Regions from separate parts of the Homo sapiens genome. Here region 1 is linked to region 2. A link is a contact called in ENCODE Hi-C data. All regions are on one chromosome and are shown on one strand. The core of a region is the stretch at or near the end of the contact, and the rest is flanking DNA. Distances in the headings are between cores, read along the strand shown. Region 1 holds the start of PPP1R17 (protein phosphatase 1 regulatory subunit 17). Region 2 overlaps PDE1C (phosphodiesterase 1C).

Region 1 (6,193 bases), core at 531-3,030, 120 kb after region 2:
CAAACCACAAAAAATTCACATTCTTTCAGGTCAGGCTTTGCTACCAAATGAGTTTGTGTTGAACTTAACAACAAACCTTTTGGTTTTCAAAATGTTTCAGATTTCTTAATTAGAGAATGAAAGAGTATTGATCGAATTACTCTTCTGGTTGTGGTTGTTTGACAGAATGTAGGTATTCAGTGTAGTATGCAAGAGACCAAGAGATATGATTTCAGGGTTTGAGAAAGGATTTCAGGATTTCAGATTTTAAACTCTTGTAACTTCCTCTTACTAATCCTTACCTTCCTTTTCACAAGGGACAAAACCTTTCTTTTTACAGAGAGATACTTGTAAATGCAAATACCACTAAGAGCAGCAATATGTAAATTGATGTCACAATACACAGGGATTGTTAATGACAAAGGTCACCTTCTCTTTTGAGAACAGGAACTGAAAGGGGGAAGGAACTGGGTGCCAGAAAAGGGACCCCACTATATTGCAGAAAGGCAGGCACACCAGCGGAGCTGAAACACATTAGTTGGTTCAGTGTGTGGTCAGAAGCTGGTCTGGATTTTTTGTCTTTTCTCTTATCATTGAGCGGTTTTCTCAGTTGGATGTGAGAATATGCGGTTTAAATTATGGGAAGAAAATTCCTCTCAACTTTAAGATTGGATGCTGTGAGTCAATATAAGGTAGAAGCCAACGTTTGGCTGCTTGTACCACTCTCTAGCTGGGTGAACTTGGGACAGTTATCTGTTCTCTCAAAAATTTAGTTTTCAAATCTGTTAAATGGGGGAAGATAGTGGCTCTTCTCCAGGGTTGTTGAGAGTATTACCCATAGAATGTGCATGGAGTCCCGAGCCCAGGTCCTACACACTGATATTTTCGTGAGTGTGAGGGACCTTCTTGGATCTTTCAGTCCTCCATTTGTGATTATATGTCTATCTAAATTGATCTATCAGAATTATCTCTTTATCCCATCTCTGGCCTTCTCTGAAGCTGGTAATGAGATGAGAATAGTTCAAGACAAAAACCAACCCATTTCTAAATCTTGGGAACATAATAGAACTGATTCTCAGAAGCGAGTTGACACTTAGCTTACCATACGGTATTCTGAAGAATATCCCCCAAAGTAATCAGGTCTTGATTTACTGGATGGAATAAAAGGGTAGAAGGTTGTATCCACAGCCTATGTGGTATCTCGTTAATGCACCCTCTGGCTATGTAAAATACATATTCATTGTCAAACCTCTTTTTAACCAGAGGATTGAATTCAGGTCAAAAAGTACCGTCTTTTAAAATCAGATTTGTTCATTTAGAAAACCTAAATTGGCAGTATTCCTGGAGGAGAGACTGACTTAAAGTAGGGCATGGAGAATGTGTTTTGAGAAGCATACTTTCTGTACTTTCCCCAGCCTTGGAAGATAAACCTCTCTATCCTGTGTGAATATGCAGATACACCAACTTCATCTTGAAACTTTGCAAATGAGTTTGTGAGGGTTCAGTCTTTTACAGAACTCCATTCCCTCCCTTGGAAGAATGACTTGAAAGTGGTAACTTTTTCTGCTGTCCACTCGGCCCCAGCTTAGCCTTGCTCCATAAAGCACAACCCCGTGCCACCAGCTACAGCCTTCTTTGTCCCAGTAACTGACTGGAAACTTGCTTTTCTCACCACAAAAGTTCTTGGAGTAAAAATCTGAAGCACTTACCAATCAGCGCAGATGCAGGGAAGCGAAGGCGAGAGACAGGGAGGGCGTGTGTGCTCACCGAGGCTGGGCCTGGCTCCTCTGCGGCAGTGGCTGCTGCTGGCCGGCTCCAGCTCCTCTTATCTAGGGACCAGCTGCTGCTGTTGCCATGGGGATGCTCTGTTTCACAGGCACCAGGGCAAGGGGGATGGAGAAGGAAAGAGGACTAACATCTCCATCGCTGCTCTCCACGGCAATCATTGTACATTACAAAAGTACAGTATAGAGTCGTGCTTTGAGTTTCCGGTGTGCACACCAGAGAAATTCAGACAAACCAGCTACATCATTGAATTCCCATGCGATAGATTTTTTTTGGCCTGATTTTGTAAATATGGAAACTGAGGCACAAGAAGTTAAGTGATATGCCCAAGAGAGGCCACAGCTAATTTCGACTCTCAAAGCTATTTAAGTTTAAATCCAGAGTACTTTCAATCACTATTGCTGCTTCTCAAAGTACTATCATGAGGAGGAAGAGAAGGGTAGCTACTGCTAACATTTATGTAAGGCTACCAAAATGCCAGACACTCTTCTAGAGACTTCACACATATCTACTTACTTAACCCTCAGGCCAACCTTGTGAGATGAGCTACAGTCATCATCCCATTTTATTGATGAGGAAGCTGGGGCTCAAGAGTTACCAAATCATCTGACCAAGGTCTCCCCACATGGTGAAGCTAGGGTTTGAATGGGGTAATGAAATGCTAGGGTCCACGCTTGTAACCACTTTGCAATACCTCTCAGCAAAGAGAGCATTTCAAACAGCACATAGCAAAGAAAGCAGCCCCCAACTCTATAGGTTATAGTGTGCAGGCCAGAAAAAATTTCCTCCTTCAAAGGAACAAAGCCAAATGTACCAATATTAGGAATACGTAGGCACTCAAGAGTGGATGTTTAAGCAAGGTGGGAGAGGCGGGAGACATGCTGTCTTTTGGAGAGGAAGGTTCTATGTTTTGGGTCTGCTCACTGGAGGAGAGCCCACTGGGGTTTGGAGGAGCAGCAGTTTTGACTCCAAAGCAGGAAGGCCAGTCTGGGAGATCAGGTAGGTATCAGGACCCACTAGAAGGGCTCCAGACCCCCTGATAGCAGCCAATGGACCACCCAGTGATGCCCAAGAAATATGTTCTCACAGAAGATACGTGAGCACCATCCACACATCCATATTTTTTCCAGTCTTACCTGAGGTTCCCTGCAGAGCAGGTCCCTGGCAACCCCTTGGTTTCAACTGCCTGCTTGCCACTGGCAATGTGTTTGTTGGTGCCTCCCTCCCACTTGCCAGGATCCCAAATAACAGGGCTAGAACCATAGTAAACTCACCAAGAGGTTGACTCCTAGGGTTAGACTTTTGCCATGGTAACAGATAAGCAGAGAATGGACTTCTTTGCCTGTTCCATTTTGTGTTGATCCTTATTGGGACCTCCTGGGAAGAGATGAGGGTTGCTGAAAGGTGATGCTCTTGTCTAGGAAGGGAAGGCCCTAGATGTTGAGGGACAGGGCCTAGAAGCAGGTCTGTGTTCAAAACTGCCTGCTTTATCTTCTTCATTTTTTAAATTTTATTTTATTTTCAGTGCTGGGACACATGTGCAGGACGTGCAGGTTTGTTACATAGGTAAACGTGTGCCATGGTGGTTTGCTGGACCTATCAACCCATCACCTAGGCATTAAACCCTGCCTTACTTTATCTTCTTAACAACAGCCTTGTTGGCCAATGAGTTAGCAGCATCTTCAGTCCACACTTGAGTGGAAAAGATATACTTTCCTTCTGAAATCCTTGAATTCTTCTTTTGAATTAAACTGTTTTGAGGTAATAGATCTACATGTCGTTGTGAGGGATAATACAGGGAGATCTCCTATACGTAAGCAGTTATATCCAATGGTAACATCTTATGAAACTATCCTACAATATCAAAACCAGTATGTTGATATTTACATGAATATATACAGAACATTTCTGTCACCACAAGCCTCCCTTATCTTGCCGTTATATAGCCATGCCCCCCTCCGTTCCTTCCTAACCTCCTGCTCCCAATCACTTTTTAAACTCGGCAACCATGAATCTATTCTCCATTTCTATAATTTTGTCAATTCAAGAATGTTTTAATAATGGAATAATACAGTAGGTAGCCTTTTGGGTTTGGCTTTTTTTTTTTCACTCAGCATTATTCCCTAGAGATCCATTCAGGTTGTTGTGTGTGTCAATAATTTGTTCTTTGTCATTGCTGAATAGTATTCCATAGAATGGACCACAGTTGGTGTGACATCTTGTATATACACCTGGATTGTTACCAATGTTTGGCTATTACAAATAAAGCTGCTATGAACATTCATGTAGAGAGGCTTTTGCGTGAACATAATTTTTAATTTCTCTGGGATAATGCCCAGAAGAGTAATTACTGACAATTGCATGTTTCCTTTTACAATAACACCAAAGCGGCTGTAGCATTTCCCATTCCCACCAGCAATGTACGAAGGGTCCAGTTTCTCTGTATCTTCACCAGAATTTGGTGTTGCCAGTATTTTTAAAAAGCCATTCTCAGAGGTAGGTTCAGTAGTAATATCTCGTCATGGTTTTAATTTGCATTCTGTGCATGACTAATTATGCTAAACATTTTTTCATGTGCTTATTTGTCATCTGCGTAGTTTCTCTGGTGAAATGTTACTTCATGTCTCTTGTCTACCTTCTAATGGGACTTTTTATATTACTGTTGAGTTTTGAACTGGATCCTAGATATTCCAGATACTAGTTCTTTATTAGAAATATGGGTTGCAAATACTTTCTCCCAGTTTGCTGTTTGTATTTTTAATCTTTTCATGGAGTCTTTCACAAAGCATAGCTTTTAAATTTTTATAAAGTCCAATTCATCATTAATGAATTTTAAAATATATAATTTAGATTTTTCTGAGGCTCTTTGGAGAAGCTTAATTGTGTTAAGCATATTCCAGCCTGTAGATTTTAACAAATCCTTTTGTCACTTAATTTCCACAGTTCAAAGGGAATATTTTCAAAGACAGAAGAGTATGAATCCCTGATTTCCCCTTTGAATAGACATGTCTACTACTCCCAAGTTCGGGCTGTTGTTGCTGTTGCTGATTTTTCCCAGGGCTTCGTACATACTCTTTAATTGATTATGCCCCTCCCCCTTTTAAGGCAGATGTAAACAGCAACTGACAGGGCAGATGGTAATGTAAATCTATACCTTGGAGAGTTCTAAATAACAACCACATATGTGCAGTGCTGAAGTCATAGACCCTCAGCCTACAGCGCTCCCAGCATAAGTGCAAGGAGCCGTTGTGTCCATGGCATGATTTGTAGTCCAAGAGCCCTTTGATGTATGGCTGAATTCACTTGTGCCTTCATTCCTGATGGATGCCTGATGGTAACTAGCTTTAAATGAATATATTTCACTTTAATCACAAATATCCCATCTTTATGAATAAGAATTATTTATAAAATGATTGAGCATTTCCAGACAATTTATTTTAGTCAATAATCTATAAAATGTTCTCTTAAAAGATTTGCCTTTCATAGCCAATCTAGGGGTAGTTTCTGTGCTGATGAGTGATGAGGCTCCACCTTCTCAATTCAGGGAGGGGGAAAGAGAGAGGAAGAGAGAGCACTGAATATTCATAGGCCTGTTTTATCCCAGAGATCTTGCTGGATCTCGTTGGTTGTCTCCATCAGCCTCTTAGAGAGGAGAGTGAGCTGTCTCAGATCAATATCCCCTGGTAAGTGAGCACTGTGTCTTTGCTCTGGGCAGTTTTGAACACATGTCAGGTCCTGATAATAGGGAACTCTTTAATCTATAAGAAAATCTGATGTCATTTATTATCATTTCACTGAAAAAAAATAGAAAATATTTAATCTTTCAGATATGAATTGTCACATTAAACAATAAATACCTACTAAAATAAGAGGCAAGGTGAATGGTTGTCTTTTCCTATTTTATTTTAATTGGCATTTTAATTGAGATAATTGTAGTTCACATGTAGTTGTAAGAAATAATACAGAGAGATAGATCCCTTGTATATTGTGCACAGTTTCCCCTGATGGTGACATTTTGTAAAACTACAGCACAATATCACAGTATCTCAAAGACAGTATTGATATTGGTACAATCCACCTATCTTCAGATTTCCCCAACTCTGTCTGTGTGTATTGAGTTCTATACAATTTTATCATTTGTGTAAGTTCTTGTATCCAGCACCAGTCAAGATACTAAACATTTCCAACACCACAGAGATCTCTCCTGTTGCTCTTTTACAGCCATGCCCCTTCCCTTTACCCTCCCAGACTCCACAGTGGTCCCTGACAACCACTAATCTGTCCTCTCTCTCTATCATTTTATTATTTCGGGAATGTTATATAAATTAAATCATACAGTATATATAACATATAACCATTGTTATTGTTTTTTCACTTAGCATAATTCTGTGGAGATTCATTCAGGTGGTTTCATGTATCAATAGTTCAT
Region 2 (5,459 bases), core at 778-3,277:
CAAAAATATAAGAATGATACAGTGGACTTTGGGGACTCAGGGGAAAGGGTGGGAGGGGTGTGAGGGATAAAAGACTACAAATTGGGTTCAGCGTATACCGCTCAGGTGATGGCTATACCAAAATCTCACAAATCACCACTAAATAACTTACTTATATAACCAAACACCATCTTTTCCCCAAAAACCTATGGAAATAAAAATTAAAAAAAATAAAAACATATGTTCATACAAAAATTTTTTAAAACAAAAATTTATTATGTACCTGTTACTGTTTTAGAGGGCAGTACAGGCCCCTCCTTGCTACCCCTTCTGAGGACTGAACCAACTGAGAGATAGGTAACAAAATCAGAAAGTCAATGATCAAGACATCAGCTCCACTAAAACTGGAACTTGGGAAACACAGAGTTGGTCTGCTGAATACATGGGCTTCTTTACATTTTGCTCTGAAATGAATTTACACAACCAGACACTGTATAGCCAGGCACAGGACTTTTCCCCCACCCCAGCACCCTGGCAGGCTGCTTCTAGAGTGACAGAAAAGGTGTGTGTCTTACAGAAAACATATCTCAAAGCAGTCTGGGATGTGGGTGGCTGGGCCGGGCTGTGCATGCTCAACCCTACCTCCCAGATAAATAATCACTCCTCTCAAAAGAGGAACATGTAAGGGGTGGTGAGAAAGGCAAGGTGTGTTTCTTCCCTCTGCTTTTTCTTTTAACAGAGTGGGTTAGAAATGTCTTGCCCTTAGTAAAAGCAATAACAATAATACCACCATTTTATTGAATGCTTAACATGTATCAGACATTGTACTTGAGATTCTATCTACATTAAATCATGTAAAAGTTCTAACAATTCTATGAGGTAGAAAAACTCATTCCCATGTTGTGGGTGGGAATACTGAGTCTCAGAGAAGTGAAATCACTTGTGTAAAGTCAAGCAACCATTAAGTAGAGATCTCAGGTTAAACTCTGATCTGTGTGAGTCTCAATGCTCTGTTAGGTAAACAGCTTGTCCCTGTGGTTTGGTGCCTTCAGGGAGAGGGGCCATCAGAGAAATATGGAAACTTAACTGCTGTTTATAAGAGGCTTACAATATACTTATTCCAGGGATTGGCATGCTTTTTCTATAAGGGACAAGATAGTAAATATTTTAGGCTTTGCAGAACATAAGGTCTCTATTGCAACTACTCAACATTGCCATTTTAAAGCAGCCACAGATAATATACAAACAAATGAGTTATCCTGTTTTCCAATAAAACTTTATTTATAGAAATTAAAATTTGAATTCTACATAATATCATATGTCATAAAATATTTGTCTTCTTTTAACCATTTAAAAATGTAAAAGCCATTCTTAGTTTGTGGGTCATGAAAAACCAGGCAGTAGGGCCAGGTTTGACCCATGGGCCATAGTTTGCCAACCCCAGGTCTAGTCAGTGGGAGAAACCAATAAATGCAAATAAGCTAGTCACAAAGAAGGATATGAATTCTACCATAGGGAAACAAAGACCCAGAGAGGGCAGATGTGGAAATAATAATTCATTTTGAAGTTGGTTAAGGGGAAAGCCTGAAAGAAACAAAACAGGAACCTGAGTCTTCAACAAGGCTGGCTTGATTTCACAACTGTGCTTATTTCCTGAAATAAGCAACAGTCTACCATTTCCCTTAAAAAGTAAGCAGTAAATGAGAGGTGGGAAAAGAAAGCAGTTTAGAGCAATAATAAGAAAGCCTAATGGTGGTTCGGGACTATATTACAGCAGCCTAATTAAAATGATTTATAACTGCACAGAAAGTCTCTTTCACTTCCCCTTGTTTATTGAGTAACAGCTCACGTCAGCCATTACTCCAGATACAACCCATGGGAAATTACTTAATGGATTTTGCTCAGGCAACATCATCAAACAAGCATGTGTCACTGTCCCAGCCCCCTTCTTTGTGGAGTGCCCAGGATATCTTCCAAGTTAGAGCTGAAGGTTGTTGGTGAAGGAGGGGTTTTCAAGGTTTGGGCACCCACTGGCAGTGACAGGATCTTCTAATCTTTGCCCTCTGTTGAGATGACTTCCTCCCACAGCCTCCCCATCCCTGGCTGAGAACAGGAACCATCATGGGCTGCTGGTTAGCAACCAGCAAAGGGAACCATCTCCACGACTTCCAGAAGACATCCTGGTGTTGCTGTAGCTGTGGGTAAAGCTCCAGTTCAGAGCAACCTAGAGGGCTTAAAAAGCATGCATTAAGAGTGTGGGGGCTCATTGAGGGAAGAATGAACTAGAAGGAACTAGTTTGACTACAGTGCTCAAGATCCTTGAGTCCATCTCTGGCTTCATTAAAATAGGGAAAAGCCAGTATTTGGACTGTTTTGTGGGACCTCTGAAGGATTTCTTCTCTTTTGGTGGTGGAAGAGGTGATGACCATGTCCTGCACTTAAAATCCTCCTGTTTGGACCCTGGCCAGAGTAGACTCCCCTGCTCCTCAATTCTTCCACCTAGTGTGTATTAGTCTGTTTTCACACTGCTGATAAAGACATACCCAAGACTGGGTCATTTATAAAGGAAAAGAAGCTTAATGGACTCACAGTTCCACGTGGCTGGGGAGGCTTCACAATCATGGTGGAAGGTGAAAGGCACATCTTACATGGTGGTGGCAAGAAAGAATGAGAACCAAGCAAAAGCGGTTTTTCCTTATGAAGCCACCAGACCTCGTGAGACTTATTCATTACCACAAGAACAGTATGGGGGAAACTGCCCCCATGATTCAATTCTCTTCCACTGGGTTCCTCCCACAACACATGGGAATTATGGGAGGTAAAATTAAAGATGAGATTTTGGTGGGGACACAGCCAAACCATATCACGGTCCATCCCATTTCAGAATTAAGAATGAGAGGGAACCTGAAGAGTTTATTGACTTCTAGCTTAGCTTAGTATTTGTCAAATTCCATTGCAAGTATGTGGTTTGTAGAATATATTACAGCCCCCAATAGTCCTGAATCATGCTTAGATAATCAGTTCTTTATAAATTCATAGGCCAAAGGCATTTAGAAATGGAAATAGTAAACAGAAGTCTGAAATCTAAAACTTGAACTTCATAGAGAAGTTGCAAATACTATAGTTGAGGGCTTGGCAGTTATGCCAAGAGGGAGATCCAGGTGCATGGTTGTGGCAGATGTGAGTTCAGGGTGGGGTATGAAATGTATGTGTGGGCAGTCCATACCCCTTAACATAGATGGAATGGCCTGTGTTTGTCTAACTGGCTGCAGGAACCTCAAGAAAAAAACTTAAATTTGGAAAACATCCTCAATCATTTGGTGAGTGGGATATTCAGCAAATTTTACAAATTGGACATTTAGTGAATGAATCTTTGATGAAGTTGTCTACTTTCAATAATAGTAGCCCCTTCATAATGGGGCTATTAGAAGATTTAATAAAATGATGCATGCAAAGCATTTAGCATACTGCCTGGCACAAATAAAGTAAACAAGAGTAAATCCTGTCCCTCATACACATTCCCTGGAGGCCCAGCTCACTCCAATTATTATTGGGATCTTTTGGCTTCAATAAGTACCAGTATTTGAGTGAGAATGTGTTCTTGGTTTTATGCAGGCTAAAAAGAAAGCTTCCATTAGTAAGACTGGTAAGAAAATATCCAACACTTGAAAATAAGGCTGGGTGAAGAGGCCCCTGACCTTTTCATGTAATACTGGCATATTGTTGAACACACATGCCCAGGGATTATTAAATTATTTTAGATAGGGATGCAGCACTGTTATACTGTAAAGAACCAGAGAGAAAATATTTCTGGCTTTGCCTGTCTCTTTGCAACTATTCAGCTCAGCTGTTGCAGCATGAGAGCAGCCAAGGACAATAGGTAAATGAGTAAGTGTGGCCATGTTTCAAGAAAATGTATTTGCCATAATCGATGGTGGGCACCATTGACCCAGGGGCCTTAATTTGCTGAATGCTACTCTTGAAGAACATGACTGTGTTTAACTTTACTTACTATTTGATTCAAGCCTAGGTACTGTGAAGTTATATGCTAATTTATAGATTTTTGACTGAGAGAGAAGATAACCCCAAACGTTATGGTTTTATTGCCCTGTAGGATATACCCAGTTTTGTCTCTAACTTAGCAAATATATTTTCACGTGTTTCTAAAATACCTGTCAATACCCAGCTCCAGTACTCTTGGAATCCTCTTACTATTCCCTCATAAGTGGGTTAAATACATTTTTGACACGTGTTCTAAGAATAGCATTTTACAACTTTTACAAACTACATTTTGACAAGATCATTTATTAAAATACCATTTCTAGCTCTGTTTTAGAATAATAATAACTGTATTGAGTGATATGCCTTCTAATTTATCCAAAATGCCTATAAGGTAGGTATTAACATACCCATTTTACAGATAGGAAAACTGAAGCACAGAGAAGTTAAATAGCTATTAATTGGTAGAACTTACAGTTAGCTCGGGTTTCTCCTCACTCCACAGCTTAACAGTAAATCTTAACTGCTTCTCTTAGAAGATAAGCACATAACTTAACTACAACTCTGTTTAACAAGAACTTTCAGCCTCAATTTCTGCATCACAATCCAATTTCCAGGACCTAACGTGATTACAAAAGATATTTACACTCAGACACATACACTCTTATGACTATAAAATTATGCTGCACTTTTTCAAAACTTGGCAGACTTAAAGATGTTTATAACAACCCCCTCAGCTGCATACATATACTGTTTGTCATGTTTATTACTTTCAGGTGACTTCAAAGATGGTAAAAATAAGACAGACAAGAAGGATCACTCTAACATCGGAAATGATTCAAAGAAAACAGATGGTAAGAGTATTATTCTCATTACATTTTTCCATAAAATGTGCAGTTTAATGTAAGCTTGTTAGAATCATACCCAAAATTGAAATAGTGGTTGTGAATATATTCTTATATCCTGAAAAAAACCCTTCACTATATTTAAAGGGTACTATTATCCCTTTATCAATAATTTATAAATTATTGCTGTATCTCTTCCCCTTCACCCCACTTTCTCCATCACAAATGTTTTCTATACCCTTTCTTTTCCTACTTGCCATTTTTCATCTTAAACATCATAAAAAGTTTATTTTAGACTTGCTGATCAGACAGCTAGAATGGAGTATCATATACTGCTAATGTATTTATAAGTTTTTTGATGGGGAATCATGCAGCATAAATAAGAAATGTTCCATGTTTTATGTTTTCATGTTTTTTTTCCTTGAACTAGTTCTTATTTTTGTTTAAAACAAAAACAAAAACAGGGGTCTTTATAGTGCTAATGTTGGGAGGCAGCATATATGGTTGTAAAATACAGTTTTGCCAGCAAGAACAAGTCCTAAAGGCAATGACAATGCAAAACGCAAGATTAACAACATTTTACTGTTTCTAAAACCTGAAAGTTCAAATTATATTACCCTTCACACTTTGAACTAT

Evidence for each region. A loop is a pair of places that touch in the nucleus more often than their neighbours do. Pooled maps may share reads with other maps.
Region 1: a pooled map shows a loop between it and region 2 (2.3-fold over the local background). The contact joins the promoter of PPP1R17 here to the enhancer-like site in region 2. A Hi-C loop is called at or near these places in 2 of 50 pooled maps.

What each region holds. Positions count from the first base shown.
Region 1 is chr7:31,682,802-31,688,994 of GRCh38, reverse strand. It overlaps PPP1R17 (protein phosphatase 1 regulatory subunit 17), which reads right to left and starts at 1,780. Exons shown (of 5, transcript NM_006658.5): 1 at 1,689-1,780. It also overlaps a transcript of PDE1C not described here.
Region 2 is chr7:31,808,404-31,813,862 of GRCh38, reverse strand. It overlaps PDE1C (phosphodiesterase 1C), which reads left to right. Exons shown (of 18, transcript NM_001191057.4): 16 at 4,755-4,832. Among named protein-coding and RNA genes, the nearest start is that of PPP1R17, 120 kb to the right of the region's middle. RefSeq lists an enhancer at 1,904-2,003. Within about 2 kb of position 2,027, at least 4 of the 41 ENCODE cell types and tissues checked have a DNase peak (open chromatin) inside an H3K27ac peak, as active enhancers do.